Linked DNA regions of Homo sapiens: region 1 is linked to region 2. Evidence: chromatin loops called from intact Hi-C (ENCODE). Cell type or tissue: Caco-2. All regions are shown on one strand. Links, peaks and the distances in the headings refer to the core of each region. The heading gives the core; the rest is flanking DNA.

Evidence for each region. A loop is a pair of places that touch in the nucleus more often than their neighbours do. Peaks named below come from ENCODE experiments on the same cell type or tissue, not always from the same donor. Only the 100,000 strongest peaks of a DNase experiment are listed, where the experiment ranks them.
Region 1: a loop joins it to region 2, with 9 times the contacts of the local background. A loop is called at or near these places in 1 of 110 quality-filtered maps.

Annotation. Positions count from the first base shown.
Region 1 is chr5:130,311,094-130,321,567 of GRCh38, reverse strand. No RefSeq gene overlaps it. Among named protein-coding and RNA genes, the nearest start is that of CHSY3-AS1, 410 kb to the right of the region's middle. In Caco-2, for the core only: no CTCF peak of the experiment used is centred there; a DNase peak (open chromatin) is centred at 4,257.
Region 2 is chr5:130,385,800-130,396,273 of GRCh38, reverse strand. It overlaps the pseudogene RNU7-53P. Among named protein-coding and RNA genes, the nearest start is that of CHSY3-AS1, 490 kb to the right of the region's middle. In Caco-2, for the core only: no CTCF peak of the experiment used is centred there; no DNase peak of the experiment used is centred there.

The DNA.
Region 1 (10,474 bases), core at 3,311-5,810, 75 kb after region 2:
TTTTATGTTCCTGCATTAATTTGCTTAGGATAATGGCTTCCAGCACCATCCATGTTGCTGCAAAGGACATGATCTTGTGCTTTTTTATGGCTGCATAGCATTCCATGGTGTATATGTACCATATTTTACTTTTTTTCTTTTTTTGAGACAGAGTTTCGCTCTATTGCTCAGGCTGGAGTGCAGTGGCACGATCTTGGCTCACTGCAAGCTCCACCTCCCAGGTTCACACCATTCTCCTGACTCAGCCTCCTGAGTAGCTGGGGCTACAGGTGTCCACCACCATGCATGGCTAATTTTTTTTTTTTTTGTATTTATAGTAGAGATGGGGTTTCACCATGTTAGCCAGGATGGTCTCAATCTCCTGACCTCGTGATCCACCCACTTTGGCCTCCCAAAGTACTGGGATTACAGGCATGAGCCACCACACCCAGCCTGCATTTTCTTTATTCAGTATACTGTTGATAGGTATTTAGATTGATTTCATGTTTTTGGTGTTGTGAATAGTGCTGTGATGAACATATATGCACATATGTGTCTTTACGGTGGAATAATTTATATTTCTTTGGGTATATGCCCAATTATGGGATGTCTGGGTTGAATGGTAATTCTGTTTTAAGTTATTTGAAGAATCCACACACTGCTTTCTACAGTGGTTGAACTACTTTACATTCCCACCAGCAGTATATGTGATCCCTTTTCTCTGCAACTTCACCAGCATCTGTTATTTTTTGCCTTTTTAATAAGAGTCATTCTGACTGGTGTGAGATGGTATCTCATGGTGGTTTTGACTTGCATTTCTCTAGTGAGTAGTGATGTTGAGCATTTTTACATATGCTTATTGACCATGTGTATGTCTTCTTTTGAAAGGTGTCTGTTCATGTTCTTTGCCCACTTTGTAATGGAGTTGTTTGGTTCTTGCTTGTAAATTTGTTTAAGTTCCTTATCGATTCTGGAAATTAGACCTTCGTCAAATGCATAGGTTGCATTTTAGGTCAGAAAGTTGTATCTGAAAGGAATACGTACGTGAAAGGTCCATGGAAGCAAATTCCACTTTACTTGTTTATTCTCACTTTTCCTCTGCACCACTCCTTCCCCTGCTCCCCTCTCCCCTACCCAACCACAGCAACCATTCTATACCATTGAATGTTATGTTTTTTCACCCCGTATGTGTTTTATGAAACATGTATTGTTATTTTGTGTGGACATATTTTTAGTTTATATAAATGATATTGGATTATATAGCTTATTTCATCTTGTTTTTTAACTTTTCTCACATAAGCTCTGAGTTTTTTATTTTTTCAGTTGATTTTTTATCATAGTAAGATCTACATTCAGTGTAATATAAAGATCTTAAATGTATATTTTGATGAGTTTTCCTAAAAGCATTCATTTATTTAACCATTACACCACTGAGGTATAGAATGATTCTATCACACCTGGAAATTTCTTATTGACTCCTTTAGTCAATCTTCAGCCACTTTTTAAATTTATATCAAGACTTGGAAGTCAAAGCTTACAAACCAGAAAATACTAAAATTATTTCTACCAGATAAAGTGTGGAACTGAACAGAATGAAAAATGAAAGATCAAACAGTTCACAAGACTTAATCTGGAAATCCTGTAATTGTGATGTTTTGACTTGAAAGAATCTTTTGACATAACTGCTATTTTTAATTGGATAAATTTACACTCTATACTAGGATAAAATTAAATTAAGAAGGTCTACAATTTGTATCTAAATGTAAACTATTCAAAAAGTTAATAAATAGGATTTATTTTATGAGTTTAGCTTAAAAATATTTATCAAAGAAAGGTCTTCTAAAGGAGAAAAAAGAAGAAAATAACTGGAAAAATACATGGGTTTAAAATTTTACACATTTCAATATGAAAAGAACAAAAATTGATAATATCGCCCATCAAAAAAATTTTTTGAGATTACCAAGTACCTCACATGTAGAAAGAATATTTTCTCCATTAATATTTTCTTTAGAGAAGAATTATAAACTGTTTTAAAGTTACTAAGTATAAAATATAACTTTAAAAATTATTGGAGTTATTTGGAAAAATAAAAATAAGACCAGCTGAAAAAAATCTAAGTGCTTCAGAAAAATATCAGTGACAAAGTATTAGAAGAAAATAAAGTTTAAAAACTGATTATGTACCAAGAATAAGTAATTTACTTAGTCTATGTTTAATTTTAGATAATGAATGGGATTTTTTAAAATTTTGCTTTAATATGTACAGATGTATATTATTTTTAAGAAAGTTATTTTTGAATGTAATTTTTTAGCAAAAGTGTTTTGCAGGTCAATAAATATAATCAAACTAATTTATCAGTCAATAAATATTTAAAAATTAAATTACTTCATTTGTTTGATTTTTTTGTGACAGTATCTTGCTCTGTTGTCTACGCTGGAGTGCAGTGGCACAATCTTGGCTCACTGCAACCTCCACCTTCCGGTTCAAGTAATTCTCCTGCCTCAGCCTCCTGAGTAGTTGGGATTACAGGAACATGCCACCATGCCAGGCTAATTTTTGTATTTTTAGTAAATACGGAGTTTCACCATGTTGGCCAGGCTGGTCTCAAACTCCTGACCTCAAGTGATCCACTCACCTCAGCCTCCCAAAGTGCTGGGATTACAGGCATGAGCCACCATGCTCAGCCAAATTATTTAATTTTTTAAGCATTACTTTTTACTCTCTGAAGTGCCCTGGTTCAAGCAGTAAGTTATATGGTCACCATTATAAAGGGGCAATGTCCAATGTCCTTGAGAGTTTTTATATATGACAATTGCTCCCAAAGAAAGTAGAGGTACAATACCTACCAATGCGTTATCCTTTTTGTTTCTTGTTTGGATATTTCTCCCTCCCTCCCTGACATTGTAGGTCTCTGTGGAAGCACAGACATTCTCTGTCTTGTTCACTGCTTTAAGCTGAGCACATAGAATGCTGTCTAAAAAGTAGCAGAGGCTAACAAATTTTCAAAGATGGTCTTTTGTTAATAGGATAGGTGTCTTTTCATCACAGCTAATGAGAATTTGCATTCCCACTAAGCTCATTTATATAAAACTATAATGAAATTATTTTTATTTGTGTTTGGTCATGGCAATAAAATGAATTTCAACAAATGCTTCAACATTTAAAAACTATATTTGTATTATAAATTACCATAGTAGAAATATTCATACTTGAGAGTTTTAAAATTTCAATTATTAAAAGATTCTTTATTTTTAAACATAGCCAGAATTTCCCCTAGAACAATGATGTTACAATTTTATACCCTCAGAATTTATTTTAATAAGTATGAAATACAAGTTATCCAGATATTAAAGCATTTATGTATATTAGGTCACATTAACATTAGTGACATTTATTGTTACTGCTGCCATTCTTCCAAATCGCATCTTGCAGGATCTTCATCCCTGACAAGCTCAGCCCAAGTGTTTCTAGAGCATGTTTGTCATTTGTCCATGAACTATCCCACTGCACTTACCCAGCTGTGTCTTCAGATCTTCCAGGTACTCTTTCAGCCACCTTGGTTTTGGCAGGCCTACAAGTACTCTGTTAGGCACTAGGATTTCTGCTAAGCAACTTATTGCTCCATCTGGAGCTAACCTGAGGCATCACCACTGAGGCACCAATGCCCTCATGGCATCAAAGCTACTCACTGATGTGTTGCGAGTTGAATATACCTTTGTAGTATATTCTATGTGACATGAGTTGCTGCTTGTGTGCTCTTGCGTTATGGCCCTGTTCTCAGACCAAACCAAGGGTCAGGCTGCTTATTCTTGTGGCCCAATAACGAGATGCAGATGAACTGGGAAAGAAGAGTTTATTTCTGTTACTGGGTACAAGGAGAAGGCCGAGAAAGTATTACCAGACCAACTCAATATTACAAAGTTTTCCAGCGCTTATATACCTTCTAAGCTACATGTCTACCTGTAAGTGTAAGTGTGCATTCATCTAAAGACACAAATGATTAACTTCTTCTAATCTATAACTAAGGTCTGAGTCCTTAAGGCCTTGCTCTGGAGCCTCAGTAAATTTACTTAATCTTGATGGGTCCAGGTGATAGGGGTGATTACCCTTATCTTGTCTCCTGCGAAATCATGGAGGTTTGGGGAGTTCCCCAATAAAACTTGTTTGTGGAGGTCTGCAGAGTTTCTTCAGACCCCCAATAAAACTTGTTTAATCTTAAACGGGTCCTGTTAAGAATTCCCTCATTATCTTGTCACGCTTCAGGGCCCAGGAAAAGCCTTGGCAAAACCCTTGGTGGGCTTTTGTTACATTCCAGCCTTTGTATAAGGGCACTGGCCCTATCAGCTTTTAATGTTTAACTTAACCACTCAGTCAGTGCTAAAAAAGTCGTCATGGAGGCCTGCCTGTTCAGCTGTTAGTGAGACCTGGCCTGCCACAGCCCTATTATTTTTACTTATATCACTTTCTTTCATAAGGACTCAGACACGTGGCTATTAGCCCAGGCTGTTGAAAACCACCATGGTGTAGTGAGAATTATTACCACCTTTGTAATGACGAAGGCTTTGTAATGGGAAAGTTATTTTGGCCTGCCTCTTTTTGCCTATAGAAAGCCTTTACACATGGTCCTCTCTTGACTCTTTTAACAGTTGGCCAGACGTGGTCAGACATGTTAAAATTCAGAATTCCTAGATATCTTGAATGTCTCAGGGATATTTATACAAAGGGGGGTTTTCTCCTGCTTTAATTCATGCTCAGTTTAGGAGACCTACATTTTGATTAATATGTTTTTAAATGCTAAGATTAATCAATTAAATGATCTTATTAATTTAAAATAAAATTATGAATTTATTATTGTATTTTAAAAAATACATCAAACCTCTTAAACGGAAGATAAAAAATACAGAAGCTCAGCACTCACAAACTCAACAAAAGAGTTCCAACTGCACCTATTTTAAAATTTAAACTCCATGAGTTTTATTCTATATTGATTCTTATACTTTCTTTGTACAGTAATATATATTATTCTGATACTCACAAAGGTAATGATATTATTTTGATACTTTTCCATGGTAAAGGTAATCTAACAAAAAGAATGTAACCAGATAGCAGAAAGTTATAGCATCTAGATTATTAACTCTTTGATATTGATTATGAACTGGTAATTCAAATTAGAACTAACATACATTGAGTTAAAACATTTCTAAAAATTATACATCACTTACTATATCAATAGGACTTTTAGCTCCATTTCTTTCACATAGTTTTTTTTTAATTGAACATTGTACCCAATAGGTAATTTTTAACCTCAGCCCCCTCCCACCCTCTCCACTTTTGGAGTCCCCAGTATCTATTATTTCCATCTTTATGTTCATATGTATCCATTGTTTAGCTCCCACTTATATGTGAGAACATGTGATATTTGATTTTCTGTTTCTAAGTTAGTTCACTTAGGAAAATGGTCTCCAGCTCCATCTCTGTTACTGCAAAGGATATGATTTCATTCTTTTAATGCCTATTGGCCATGATTATTAGTCTCTTTTTCAGTCTCACTTGGTAACAGTTTAGCTTATGGAAATGCCTTAATTTCAATACTCCCCCAGACATTTTAAAAGCATCTTTGCTTTCTAGCAATATTTCATACACTTTTTATTTTTAATGTTTTCCTGGTCAAAGACATGAAATCAGTTACTCTTCACATAAAAGTTTAAATTTAGAGTGAAATAGAGTCTAAATATCGGCACTAGGTATAAATATTTTATTTTTTCTCCATGTTCACTGATGGTATTCACTCCCTGCTGGGTCTGTTTGGTGACAGTGCTGAAATATATATTTCTTACTAAAATAGTGAGCTCACATAGATATTTCCTAATTAATTTTTGTAGTAAATCACTTTATTTTTTCCAGTATAAAACTTTAAGTAATTCTTATATCATATATTTCTAATTTTGATCATTCTCCCAAACTTAATTTCACCCAAATCTCTTTAAGTTTACACTGACCACACACAAACAAACACATTCACACATACACACAAATAGCTTTCCACCCCTACATTGGATTTGACTCTGGCTCAAAGTAAAATCTCTGCTACTAGCATTGTAATAGAAAATCTGTGAACAATTAATTAGCACACTAACTTATTTTTACTATTAGGTCAAACAAAGATCTACTAATATAATGATTAGTTATGAAAATTTAGCCCCATTTGAAATTATGGACATTTATAGTCAATTATTATTTTAAAAATTTCTAATTCTATCCATTTCTCCAATAATATTGCCTTCATGTCTCTACCTTCAACCAGAATTTATAGTGGATTCTTACTGCTGATCAAATAAAATTTACTTATTTCCGAATGCATTTAATTTTGATTGACTTTACTTTTATCAAACAAATGCATGTACTTATGTAAAAACGTGAGAATAACAATGGAATTTTATATTCTAGTAATCAGAAGCAAGGCAATCCAGACCAACACTTCCATTGAAACAATTAATAAATCTGAAAAAAGTATTAAAAATATCTACTTATATTAGACATCTAATAAGACTATGAAGGATGTTTAGGCCAGGATCCAAAAGAAGGCAGAATCGCAGTAAGGTAGGCCCCAACCTGGCATTGCATTTTTCAAGATATTGTTTGCTAAATCAAGAAGAGGATGAGAAGCTAAGGAGTTGAGTGATCATTTTGACAATCCTGTGCTAGTGGAAAAATATTAGATTCCAGAACATAGAGAAAGAGGCACCTGGTATTTCTCTGTTCTCTGTAGTTATATCACAAAAGATAATACCTTGGGAGTAAGAGTGACTTTGGAAACATACCAGCTCTATAATTTTGACTTGCTGGTACCTTGATAGCCTCCTAGCAGAAGCAAATAAATTCCTCTCTGAAGGAAGAACACTATCCAAGGCTTAAAATTATTTCTAAACTTTTTTTCGTATTCAGTATCTATCATTCAAAATGAAAGTGGAAGATGAGGAATATAATAACATAAACATAAACCAAGAGAAACAACAGACAATAAAAATGAATGCTCAGGGAATACAGCTAATGAAAGTATGACACACATAATTCAAATTAAGTACATTTACTATGTTCAAGGAGATGGAAAGAAAATGAGATTTATAAGAGAAAATTGGAAACCTAAAAACAGAAAACTAGACAAACAAAATAAATCTAAATTCTAGAACTGAGAAATATAAAACCAAAGTAAGAACTCTAAATATGGGTTCAATAACATATTAGAAAAATAATTAGGCACTGAAAGACATGTCAGAAGAAAATTTTCAGGAGTAAGTTTAAAGAGATTAAAAAGAAAAGAATACATATGTACAGAAAGATGATAAAAGAGATACAGAGAAAAGGTAGAACATGTATATGGGTAATGGAGTGGTAGAGGTAGAGGAGCTACTAATAACAGATGGGTAGGAGTAGAAATAGAAAGGAAGTGGTGAAAAAAATGTAAATTGTTTTTAAAAATCAAGTTTGATTACAGAGAGCAATATACCCTAAAACAGGATAAATCAAAAGAAAAGCACACTGGACTTAAATTTCCAGCCAATATAGAATTACAGAGGACAAATTTGTCATTTGGCATAAAATACATGAGAATGTTTTTCAATATGTTAGACATCCAGCAATGAAGGACAATTATTCCTGAGAGGCAAGACATAAAAAAGTTGAGGCCTATAATTACCACAGTTTACTGCCTGGAAAGAGGCCATGCCTAGCTGAAAAAGGAGAAAGTAAGAAAGCAGTCAGGCAGGCAGTTAGGGTGGGTCATTGGTAAAATTCCTTCAAACAAAGAACAGCCTGAAAATCAAGCAGTAGGCCCCAGAAAAGAAAGAGCGCATGTCCTTGAATAGAAATGCTTGCCCTGTGAACTGAGATGAACAAATTCAACCTCTTTTTGGACACATTTGTCTCTCCTTGGCATGACTTAGTTTCTTACTTTTCACCTATTGGTCTCTTAGTTTTCACCTATTTTACATATGCCTACCTTTCTATAATTGGCTGTGGGCTAAGTATTCATTTACATAGGGTGAGTCATCACTTCAATACCTGACTGGTCCGGGGCCAAGGTGCCAGGCCAAGACTTCACCTCTGCCTCCAATTGGTTCTTTACACTATCATACATCGTTCTAACTTGTGCTTTCTCCAAAATGACCTGTAGACCAGTCAGCTTATTCCTCTCCATTCCAGTCCATAAAGTCCCTAAACTCAGCCTTATAGCTGGCAACCCTCTTTTGGGCTCCCTTTCTGCTATAGAGTGATTCCTCTTTTGCTTATTAAACTGTCACTCCAACCTCACCTTTGGTGTCCATGCTCCTTATTTTTCTTGGTCATGAGACAAAGAACTCTGGGTAATACCTCAGACAACAAGGCTACTTCATAGGAAGTGGGAATTTGGTAGGATCTTGGTTCCCTGAGGTGAGGCAACAGAGCTTGGAGTCTAGGGATTCTTAGACAGCTGTAGTATATAGGGCAAAATCCCAGAGAAGACAGGGCTGCTCCAACAGAGACTCTGAATATGTGCAGAGGTTTCCCCTCAGTCTTCAGCTGAGGATTGATCAGCACACGTATATGAGGAAATTGAGGACAGGAGAAAAAAACACTGCAAAAAAGGAGAAGGAACAAGCACTGGGCTCCCTCCAGACAAACGGATAAATCTCATATAAAAAATACATAAAATACAAACATATAACACAAAATATGCAGCACCAAACAAGATAAAAATTGCAATTTCTGCTATCCTATAAAAATATCCGGGCATGAAAAGAAAAAAGGAAAATGTAATCATAAGGAGAAAATTCTATCAAAACACACTATCCGAGAAATAGATATAATTAGTAGACAAGGACATCAAAATAGCTTATAATTGTACTCCATATTTTCAAAAACCTATAGGAAATATTGGCCTGTTAAAAAGAGGGAGGATGGATATAAAAAAGACCCAAATTGTACTTTTAGAAATGAAAATAATGTCAAAAAAATTTTAATGCATTAGATATGATTAATGGCAGATTGGACATTGATTCCCAAAAGATTAGGGAACTGGAGGCTGGGCACGGTGGCTCACATCTGTAGTCCCAGCACTTTGGGAGGCCGAAGCAGGCGGATCACGAGGTCAAGAGTTCCAGACCAGCCTGGTCAATATGGTGAAACCCAGTCTCTACTAAAAATAAAAAAATTAGCTGGGCATGATGGCACACGCCTGTAGTCCCAGCTACCTGGGAGACTGAGGCAGGAGAATTGCTTGAGCCTGGGAGGCGGAGGTTGCAGTGAGCTCTCACCACTGCACTGCCCTCCAGCCTAGGCAACAGAGTGAAACTCCATCTCAAAAAAAAAAAAAAAAAAGAAAAGAAAAAAGATCAGTGAACTGGAAAACCAATGTAAAAACTACAAAATGAAACATAGGGGAAAAATAACTGAAAATAAAATGAACGGTGTGTGAGTGAGGTGTTGGACAGCTTCATGTGATCTAATATACATATGCCTGGGGTATGTAAAGAAACGAGAATAGAGAAATAGGAGAAAAAACATATAGATGAAGAAATAATGGCTGAAGAATGTCAAATGTAATGAAAACTACAAACCCCAGAGATCTAAAAACTCAAATAATCCCAAGCACAAGAAACAAATAAAATTACATCAAGGCATATCTGAATCAAATTGCTTAAAACTAGTGACAAATCATCTTAAAATCAGCAAGAAGAAAAAATACAACATGTATAGATGAAGAGAGACATAGACGGCTGCAGATTTCTCACTGAAAACAATGCAAGCCAGAAGATGGTAAGCAATATTTTTAAGGTATTGGTGGATGGGAAATTTGTCAACCTATACAAATATTCCCAGCAATTTTTTTTTTAGTAAATTAAGAAAACTAAGATGTTTTAAGCGTACAAAACCCAAAAGAATTAATCATTAGAAGACTTGCACTTCAAGAAATGTTTAATGATACCCTTCAGGAACAGAAAAAAGAATAATATTAGATGGAAATCTCAATCTACATAAATTAAGAGAGAACACTGGAAATAATAACTGTATGGATATAAATAAGATACATTTTTTCTTATCATTTAAATATTTTTGACAGATAATTGAAGATATAAAGCAAGAGGAATAACAACGCAATGTGAGGTTTATAACATATGGAGGAGTAAAATATTTGACAATAGTAACACAAAAGCCAGGCAAGGAAAAGTGAATGCATTCAATTTTAAGGTTCTTATACTATATATGAAATGGCATAATATCATTTGAAAGTTGATAATGACTAATAATGTATACTATATAATCCCAAAGTAACCACTAATATAATACCAAAAAAGTTATAGCCAATAAGATAACAATGGAGATAAATGGAATAATAAAAATATATTAAATTAATTCAAAAGAAGTCAGAGAAGGACAAAAAGGAACAAAACAGGTGAGAAAATAGAAAACAAATAGCAATATGGTGAATTTAAACCCAAACACATCCATAATCATA
Region 2 (10,474 bases), core at 3,278-5,777:
TTACTCAGTTTTTATGAAGTCCAAAGACTCTTTCCAAACTAAAGTTTAGTTAATTTGGGTTGTATTTTTAGTATGGCATTAGTTAGCATTTTCATCTTGAAATTCCTCTACCAGATGTTGACAAACTTTTTCAATAAAGGGCTAGATAATAAATATTTTAAGCATTGTGGGCCATATATTATCTGTGGCAACTATTCAATTATATTTCTGTAGGGTAAAATCAGCCATAGACAATATATAATGAAGGTATTTATGTTCGCATAAAACTTTATTTCAAAAACAGGAAGTGGCCTAGATTTGGTTTTTGGGCCATAGGTTGCCAATCTGTGCTTTTTACAATAGGTTTAATTTCTTTATTATCAATTGTAAGATCTCTTTCCCTGTTAGCCTTTATTATATGTAATAACTTTTTATTCTATTTAATTCTTTATTCTTTATTATTTTCACAAAATAACCTTGAACCTCAACTACAATTGATATTATAATGTGTTTTTTCACCCTACATTAACAAATATGTACTTTAACTGTTAATTCCATGTAAATTAATGATTATAGCACTTTCTTAAGCTATATTTATTACTACATGACAGAATACCTTCAAAAGTTTATACAATTTCCTTATGGTGACACCCACTGAAAAACCTTAAGTTTGGACTAAGCTCAATACCTTGGAGTTACATAGTATCATGCAATTTTGGAATACGAGACCTGGGAAAGTTGAGAGGTAAAAGGATTTTACCTCTCAAATTGTCCCAAAATTCTCCTAAAAGAACCTCCCTAAATTCTCCTAAGTTGTAGTCTGTTGTTTTTTCTACTGTAGTATGATAATTTTGAACTCTGACCTTATGTGCTTAATTTCCAGTTATGTTCATGGCCATCTTCAATTCTCAGTCAGATTGCTATGTCCTGGAAGTAATTAGTGAGAACATTTCATTTCCCTTGATAAAGATAGAAAATATTATTTTTTGTATTATGGTCTATATGTGCCTATACAAGTTGCATGCTTCATAAGAAAGATATAGAAATACAAGATTGATGAGAAAAATATATAAACTCTTCGATATAAACAGGATGTTAGATAGATTTCTTGACCTTCACATAGTAAAATGGTTGCAATAACTGAGGACATATTCCTAGACTCAATTATTGTTATTTATTTTAAAGATTATTTTCTTTTGGCAGAATGTTTTTAAGTTATTTTGGAAACAGAAGAAGAAAGAGTGAAAAAGAATGCTTAAATGCAAAGGAGATCTTTTAAAACAAATTATTCTTTTTCTTTTTTTAAAATTATACTTTAAGTTCTGGGAGACACGTGCAGAATATGCAGGTTTGTTACATAGATAGACATGTGCCATGGTGATTTGCTGCACCCATTAATCCGTCATCTGCGTTAGGTATTTCTTCTAATGCTATCCCTCCCCTTGACCCCACACCCCGACAGGCCCTGGTATGTAATGTTCCTCTGCCTGTGTCCATGTGTTCTCATTGTTCAGTTCCCACTTATGAGTGAGAATATGCAGTGTTTTGTTTTCTGTTCCTTTCTTAGTTTGCTAAGAATGATGGTTTACAGCTTCATCCATGTCCCTACAAAAGACATGAACTCATCCTTTTTATGGCTGCATAGTATTCCATGGTGTATATGTGCCACATTTTCTCTATCCAGTCTATAATTGATGGGCAGTTGGGTTGGTTCCAAGCCTTTGCTATTGTGAATAGTGCTACAGTAAACATACGTGTGCGTGTGTCTTTATGGTAGAATTATTTATAATCCTTTGGGTATATACCAAGTAATGGGATTGCTGGATCAAATGATATTTCTGGTTCTAGTTCCTTGAGGAATCACCACACTGTCTTCTACAATGGTTGAACTAATTTACACTCCCCAAAACAGTGTAAAAGTGTTCCTGTTTCTCCACATCCTCTCCAGCAGCTGTTGTTTCCTGACTTTTTAATGATTGCTATTCTAACTGGCATGAGATGATATCTCACTCTGGTTTTGATTTGCATTTCTCTAATGACCAGTGATGAGCTTTTTTTCATATGTTTATTGGCCACATAAATGTCTTCTTTTGAGAACTGTCTGTTCATATCCTTTGCCCACTTTTTGATGGGATTGTTTGTTTTATTCTTGTAAATTTGTTAAAGTTTTTTGTAGATTCTGGATATTAGTCCTTTGTCAGATGGATAGATTGCAAAAATTTTCTCCCATTCTGTAGGATGCCTGTTCACGCTGATGATAGTTTCTTTTGCTGTGCAGAAGCTGTTTAGTTTAATTAGATCCTATTTGTCTATTTTGGCTTTTGTTGCCATTGCTTTTGGTGTTTTAGTCATGAAGTCTTTGCCCATGCCTATGTCCTGAATGGTATTGCCTAGTTTTCTTCTTGGGTTTTAATGGTATTAGGCCTTATGTTTAAGTCTTTAATCCATCTTGAGTTAGTTTTTGTATAAGGTGTAAGGAAGGGGTCCAGTTTCAGTTTTCTGCATATGGCTCACCATTTTCCCAACATCATTTATTAAATAGGGAATCCTTTCCCCATGGCTTATTTTTGTCAGGTTTGTCAAAGATCAGATGGTTGTAGCTGTGTGGCATTATTTCTGAGGCCTTTGTTCTATTCCATTGGTTTATATATCTGTTTTGGTACCAGTACCATGCTGTTTTGGTTACTGTAGCCTTGCAGTATAGTTTGAAGTCAGGTAGCGTGATGCCTCCAGCTTTGTTCTTTTTGCTTAGGATTGTGTTGGCTATACAGGCTCTTTTTCCGTTCCATGTGAAATTTAAAGTAGTTTTTTTTTTAATTCTGTGAAGAAAGTCAATGGTAGCTTAATGGAAATTACATTGAATCTATAAATTATTTTGAGCAGTATGGCCATTTTCACGATATTGATTCTTCCTACCCATGAGCATGGAATTTTTTTCCATTTGTTTGTATCCTCTCTTGTTTCCTTGAGCAGTGGTTTGTAGTTCTCCTTCAAGAGGTCCTTCACATCCCTTGTAAGTTGGATATCTAGGTATTTATACTCTTTGTAGCAATTGTGAATAGGAGTTCACTCATGATTTGGCTTTCTGTCTGTTATTGGTGTATAGAAATGCTTGTGATTTTTGCACATTGATTTTCTATCCTGAGATTTTGCTGAAGTTGCTTATCAGCTTAAGCAGTTTTTGGGCTGAGACGATAGGGTTTCTTAAATATGCAATCATGTCATCTGCAAACAGAGACAATTTGACTTCCTCTCTTCCTATTTGAATACCTTTATTTCTTTGCCTTGCCTTATTGCCCTGACCCGAATGTCCAGTACTATGTTGAATAGGAGTGGTAAGAGAGGGCATCCTTGTCTTGTGCTGGTTTTCAAAGGGAATACTTTCAGCTTTTGCCCATTCAGTATGATATTGGCTGTGGGTTTGTCATAAATAGCTTATCATTTTGAGATACGTTTCATCAATACCTAGTTTATTGAGTGTTTTTGGCATGAAGATGTGTTGAATTTTATTGAAGGCCTTTTCTGCATCTATTGAGATAATCATGTGGTTTTTGTCATTGGTTCTGTTTATGTGATGGGTTACATTTATTGATTTGTGTATGCTGAACCAGCCTGGCATCCCAGGGATGAAGCTGACTCATTTGTGGTGGATAAGCCTTTTGATGTGCTGCTGGATTCGGTTTGCTGGTATTTTATTGAGGATGATTTTTGCATCAGTGTTCATCAGGGATATTGGCCTGAAATTTTCTTTTTTTGTTGTGTTTCTGCCAGGTCTTAGTATCAGGATAATGCTGGCCTCATAAAATGAATTGGGAGGAGTCCCTGTTTTTCTATTGTTTGGAATAGTTTCAGGAAGAATGGTACCAGCTCCTCTTTGTACCTCTGGTAGAATTGGCTATGAATCTGTCTGGTCCTGGGCTTTTTCTGGTTGGTAGGCTATTAATTACTCCCTCAATTTCAGAACTTGTTATTGGTCTATTTGGGGATTCGACTTCTTCCTGGTTTATTCTTGGGAGAGTGTATGTATCCAGGAATTTATCCATTTCCTTTAGATTTTCTAGTTTACTTACACAGAGGTGTTTATAGTATTCTGTGATGGTAGTTTGTATTTCTGTGGGATCAGTGGTTATATCCCCTTTATCATTTTTTACTGTATCTATTTGTTTCTTCTCTCTTTTCTTCTTTCTTAGTCTGGCTAGCAGTCTATCGATTTTGTTAATCTTTTCAAAAAACCAGCTCCTGGATTCATTGATTTTTTTGAAAGATTTTTTGAAAGAGTCTCTGTCTCTTTCAGTTCTGCTCTGATCTTAGTTATTTCCTGTCTTCTGCTAGCTTTGGAATTTGTTTGCTCTTGCTTATCTAGTTATTTTGTGATGTTAGGGTGTTGACTTTAGATCTTTCCCACTTTCTCAGGTGATCATTTAGTGCTATAAATTTCCCTGTAAACAGTACGTTAGCTGTGTCCCAGAGATTCTGGTACATTGTGTCTTTGTTCTCATTGGTTTCAAAGAGCTTATTTGTTTCTGCCTTAATTTCGTTATTTACCCAGTATTTATTCAAGAGCAGGTTGTTCAATTTCCATTTAGTTGTGTGGTTTTAAAACAAATTGTTTTAGATGTGCCTAGAAAATTATGACTATATGGTCTATAACACTACATTTTGTAGTACAACACTTGTAATGAAAAAAAATCATTATTTCCACCAAAGACCCCTCCTAATTTTTGCATTAACAATTTTCAGATTAAAGCAAAAAATTAATACAATTATCCTTGAAAAGGTATTTTTACAAAGCTCTCAAATTTTTGCTTTTTTCTATATATTTTTCATGTTTAACTTTTTAATTGTATTTTTCCCGTGAAAATCTACCAAGATTTCATTTTTAATCAAAGCTAAATTTTATGTGTTTTTTCTACATATTTATATGTGTACAATCTACATATTTTTATATTTATATATTTAATCCATTTATTTTATAATTGTAATGGACATTTCCACCATTCTGTCTGAGTTTTAGTTGTTGATTTTTACTGCGTTTTGGCTTTTTTCTCTATAAGCTATTTTTGTTTTTATTGCTGTAAGTATTCAGAAAATATTCTTGTCTTTTCATGCTTAGTGGTTGGATTTATTTTTTTAAGAAAAATAGATTTCCCTAATTAACAACATAAAGAATAACTTATCCATTTATATTTTATTTAAATAAAAGGAAGAATCAAGCATGATTTTATTTGGCCTCAGCCACTTCACTCTACATTTTGATTTTAAAAATCTGGGATTTTATACACAGTTAAGTATTATATTTTATCATTATTATCTTTAAATTATGTCTTAAAAAATTTATACAGTAATTATTTAGATGGAATTTTTATTTACTAGGCTTTGTTACTAGGTTTTAAAATTATTGTCCAGATCCCAATTTAAAGGATGCTACTGTTAGTTTTTCATCCCTGAAGACCATATCTCTCCAAGAGGTAGTGGAAATATTTTATTTCTTCTTTGTTTGGATTCTACAGCTTCTTTGTGATTTGCTTAGTGATGATCCCTTTGATATCTTTTAGATAATTAAATCTAAACTGAATTTGTAGAACTCTAATAATGTTGCATATGTATGTCCATTTTTATGAATGTTACAATGGGAAATAAAGATGACAATTCAAACTTTATTAGTAACTAGCTGGTACTGTATCCTAGAAATTTGTGCTTTTATATGGAATAGCTTAAAATATCCTGGAAGAGTCATTATGAGAAAATATTTTGAAAATAAACCAAAAAAAAGCCCTCAACTACAATTAAAATAGTATTATGTTGTCACTATTAACTTTACTCTTACTTCAAATAACACAACTGTTTTTGATCACATTGTTTTAAGTAATAGATTACCTTTAAGGTAAAATCTGCCTATTAGGAAAATTTTAGGGTTCATTTTTCTTCCTCCAATATTAAACAACTTAAGGAATATACTTGAGAAGTTACTCCCTGAAAAATAAAAAACATTGCTGTGTTTTGAATTATCTGATAATTGTATCAACAAACACACATAACTTGTATCAACATTTGGTATAACACAATGAGTAAAGCTTATTTGAGAATCGTATTATTTAAAAGGCCAAAATTTTCAATATGAATTTTGGAGCTGTATATAATAAATTTGAACTATGTTCAACATATTATCAGCTTTCTAAGAACACAGCTGCTAAACAACAAACTAAAATCTAATGAAAAGATAGTCTAGAGGAATAGCTACATAACTAAAACAGCAGAAACATTTTCTTAAACTACAACTTAATATGTTTCTTTTAAGCGTAGAAATCCTAGTTCCTGATCCTTTTCTTTGTAGCTAGGCAGCATTGATGCTGTGCAGTGGTTTCTTTTGGAATGTTACTTCGAGGTTGGATACAGAGAGCACTTCTCTGAGCAGTGGGTTCCTTTTATAGATCCTTTCAAATAAAGGCAGTTGAGTGTATCTGTTGAATGACCCATATGACTACTGGGCAAGTTAGTGAGGATCTAGAAAATCAATGAATATCACTAAGACAAGAAAAACTACTTTTTACATGAGTGATTAAATTTTAAAAATTATTTTTCTCATTTAAAACCATTATTTCAGACATACAGAGAATAGAAATATAAAGATAAAAATTTTGAGGAATTGGTAAAAATAGATATTTCTCATCATGAGGAGTTATACCAGAATCTGCAGTTAAAATAAGATCTAGATAAATTCCTAGTTCTTCAGTGTTCTTATCAGCTACCAGTTTTCTATACCCACATTCAGTGTGAAAGAGTATCTCGTGATGCCCTTTACTTCAAATTTAGAAATCACCTTGTTTATACTTAGTATACTGTCCATGTTCAGGAGAATGACATGAACAGGAAATTATAAGAGAACTGAGTATTTGAGAATCAATTAAATTTTCCACAGGTCTTGTACTGTGAATTTTCTTAAAAGAGAACAAAAGCTAAAAGCTAGCAGGTAATATTGAAAGGCTAGAAATCTGTTGCAATTAGAACACTAATGATAATGCCACTTAAACACTTTTTTTTTTTTTTGAGATGGAGTCTTGCTCCTGTGGCCAGGCTGGAGTGCAGTGGCATGATCTTGGCTCACTGCAACCTCCACCTCCCAGGTTCAAGCAATTCTCCTGCCTCAGCCTCCTGAGTAGCTGGGACTACAGGTGTGTGCCACCACACCCGGCTAATTTTTGTATTTTCAGTAGAGATGGGGGTTCACCATGTTGACCAGGATGGTCTCAATCTCTTGACCCCAGGGGATCCGCCCACCTTGGCCTCCCAAAGTGCTGGGATTACAGGCGCGAGCCACCGTGCCTGGCCTAAATACTCATTTTCTTATGATGTATGTGATGAATACACACACACACACACACACACACACACACACGATTTTCCAAGCATTGTATCTTGCCATTATACTCAGTGAACAGTTAAGCTCTCTCAAATCTCAACACTTTGAGCTTCCAAAATGATTTATTGTTATTAAATGGAGATACAACAATAAGAAGTAGTCTGTATACTCTGTGTATATAGATTTCAGTCTATAATAGGCAGCAGAGCCCAAATTTTGAAGACAAATTATAAAGTTTCTCAGGAAATCCAGGCCTGTTGAAGAGAAGTACAAAGCCATATGCATTATTCTTGTTTTTGCTTTATTTTAAAATCTTATTTATACTAGGATTTCAGAAAACCAAAATTTGATTGGCAATAGAATTGTGTTTTTATGCTGGTTCCTTAAACTAAGGGAAAAAAGAAGTGGCAGTAAGATTATGGATTTCAGTATGTGATCAGAGTCAAATTCTAGGAAGCTTAAGTTGTAGGAACTTGGAAATTCGTTGATTACACATGGTTTCTGAGGAATGCGTATCATTCTCCATGTAGTGGCTTCATTCAATTCCCATATTATAGAGCTTCTCGTTTTCACTTATATAAATATTTAGGTTAGATGAAATAACGACAAACATCAGTAACAATTAAGTAACAGGTAGTATTATTTATATTGCATATAAAATTTAAGAAAGTAACATGAACAAAATTGTGGCCTAAATCATATAGAAATTTAATATAAAGCATCTTTGAAAAATTCCATGGCTGTGCTAATCACCCAAGAATCAATGCCCTTTGATGAATTCACTCTGTGACTCTGGAAAAATGGGAGATAACAATGACCTTCAACCTAAAATCTGGGTATCTGATGAAACCTGTCATCTTTAATTTTGCATAATAACTTATTTTGCATATATTTATTTACAGCGTAATACTGTCCAAATGTAAATACTTGGCATTCTATTTTGTCCATATATCCCTATCTAGTACTCACTCAACACATATCTAGTTCTTTATCTGTTCTACTTCCTTCTACGTCACAATATGTTGAAAACTTTTCATGAGAAAAGTACATTTTTCTCAAAACCATCAATTTTTACGCTTCCTCACCCATGTTATTCTGTGCAAACATCTATCGAGAGAATAAGGGGTGAGTCTTGCTATCAAACCACTTGGGGCTCTTTGCTCCAGAGATTAGTCTTTAGTTTCAAGGAGCATGACTATTTTCCTCAATAAATCTCAATGGGCTCAGACATAAACAGATTGAATGAATTCACAGATGACCTTAGCTGTTCCCTCTCGTATTCTCTTTTCCAAACCATATGTATCAATGATGTTAACATGAGAATGTATGGACCTTGACTTTGTGAAATAATTTAATATATGGAAATACAGGTAAGGCATATAATGGAAGCCAAGAAACTCTTCAGCACTTAAGGTCTAGGTTATGTTTTAGAATTATGTTTTTTATCACTTTTTAAGGCAAAAGTAACAGAATTCGAGTGAATAACTATAGATTACAACACATGAATAGAATTAAACAGTAGAAAGCTTTTGGAGTTGTGAGTAGGGGGGAAATTCTATTATTCATCTGTGTTAAGAAAAACTGGTACACTGAAATGAGTTTCTGGAACTGCCAATGTCTGCAACTCTGAGTACACTACACATAAAAAGTATGGCTAGCTAAAACACATTATTATTTAGGATTTTTACTATATTAATATCATCATAAGCATTGAATCAGAGTTATGTGTTAAACTGAAATTTTATTAAATATTTCATTAAATTGGATAACAGTATCAGTGTAAGAAAAAAACTTGTTAAAAAATAAACTCATTAAAGTTGAATAAAAATACGATGGCTTATTTATAGTATTTTATATTTTTAAGACGGAGTATTCCTCTGTCACCCAGGCTGGAGTGCAGTGGTGCGATCTCAGCTCACTGCAACCTCCACCTCCCGGGTTCAAGCAATTCTCCTGCCTCAGCCTCCCAAGTAGCTGGGACTACAGGCCCCTGCCACTACACCTGGCTAATGTTTGTATTTTTAATAGAGATGGGGTTTCACCTTGTTGGTCAGGCTGGTTTTGAACTCCTGACCTCTGCTGATCTACCCGTCTCGGCCTCCCAAAGTGCTGGGATTACAGGCGTACAGGCGTGAGCCATGGTGCCTGGCCTATGGTATTTTTTAATTATGTAAAATAAAGTAAAACTTATGTAAAAATTACTTACAATTTTTCTTTAAAAATTTAAAGTAGTAGATTACAAAAAGACATGAAGTAGTGTTACAGCTCTTTTAGAATTTGTCTAGCAGGTTTTTGGTTTTTTAGCGAAACCCTCCCCAGCCAATATACACACAAAGACGATGCAACTAATCCTCTCAGAAAGCAATCTCAAGTTTATAGAACAAATCTCTCTCTTTACATGTATTCTTTTCCTTCTAAATTTTTCTCATTTGAGCCTCTGAGAAGTTCTATATTTGCTATTTATCTTTCTATTTAAATTTCTCTATAAAGTCATCCAAATTCTCAAATTCATAAACACAAAGGAAAATGTTTCAGATCCTCTTGCTTGACCACTAGGTGACATTTCACACCATTCATCACTTCTTCCTTCCCATAAACCTTTCCTCCCTCAGTTTCTTGACTCTCTCGGGGATCCCCTGCTCCTCAGCTTGTTGTTTATGTGATGCTGATCCTCAGGCCTTCTGCTTTCTGTTTGTCTTTGCTCTTTGAGAAACATTAAACTTTCCTTCTGCTTTAGCTCTCACAATCATGGAAAATATGTAGCAGTTGAAGATTCTTGCCACTTTATCCTGTGCTACATGCCCATGAAATAAAATAGAATGCATTTATAAGTCTTTCCTGATTTATAAATTCTCAAAATCCATCACATTGTGAACCAGGAATAGGGTTTATTTCCCCAGGTAAAGTCTGAAATCATGGGCAAATCTCACCAAGGATGTGGGAATAAACCTAATGAAATGTAAACTGTGTTGCCTCTCACAATACCTTTTGCCAGGACAGAGCTCATAGATGGTTCAGCAGCTTTGTTTTAAAGAATGGCAACCTAGTGCTCCCTGTTATTGCCAGGAGTTCTGGGCCTTCACGTTAGCAGTTAGGCTAAAAGGGAAGCAACACAGGGAGGAGGGTATAATGAGG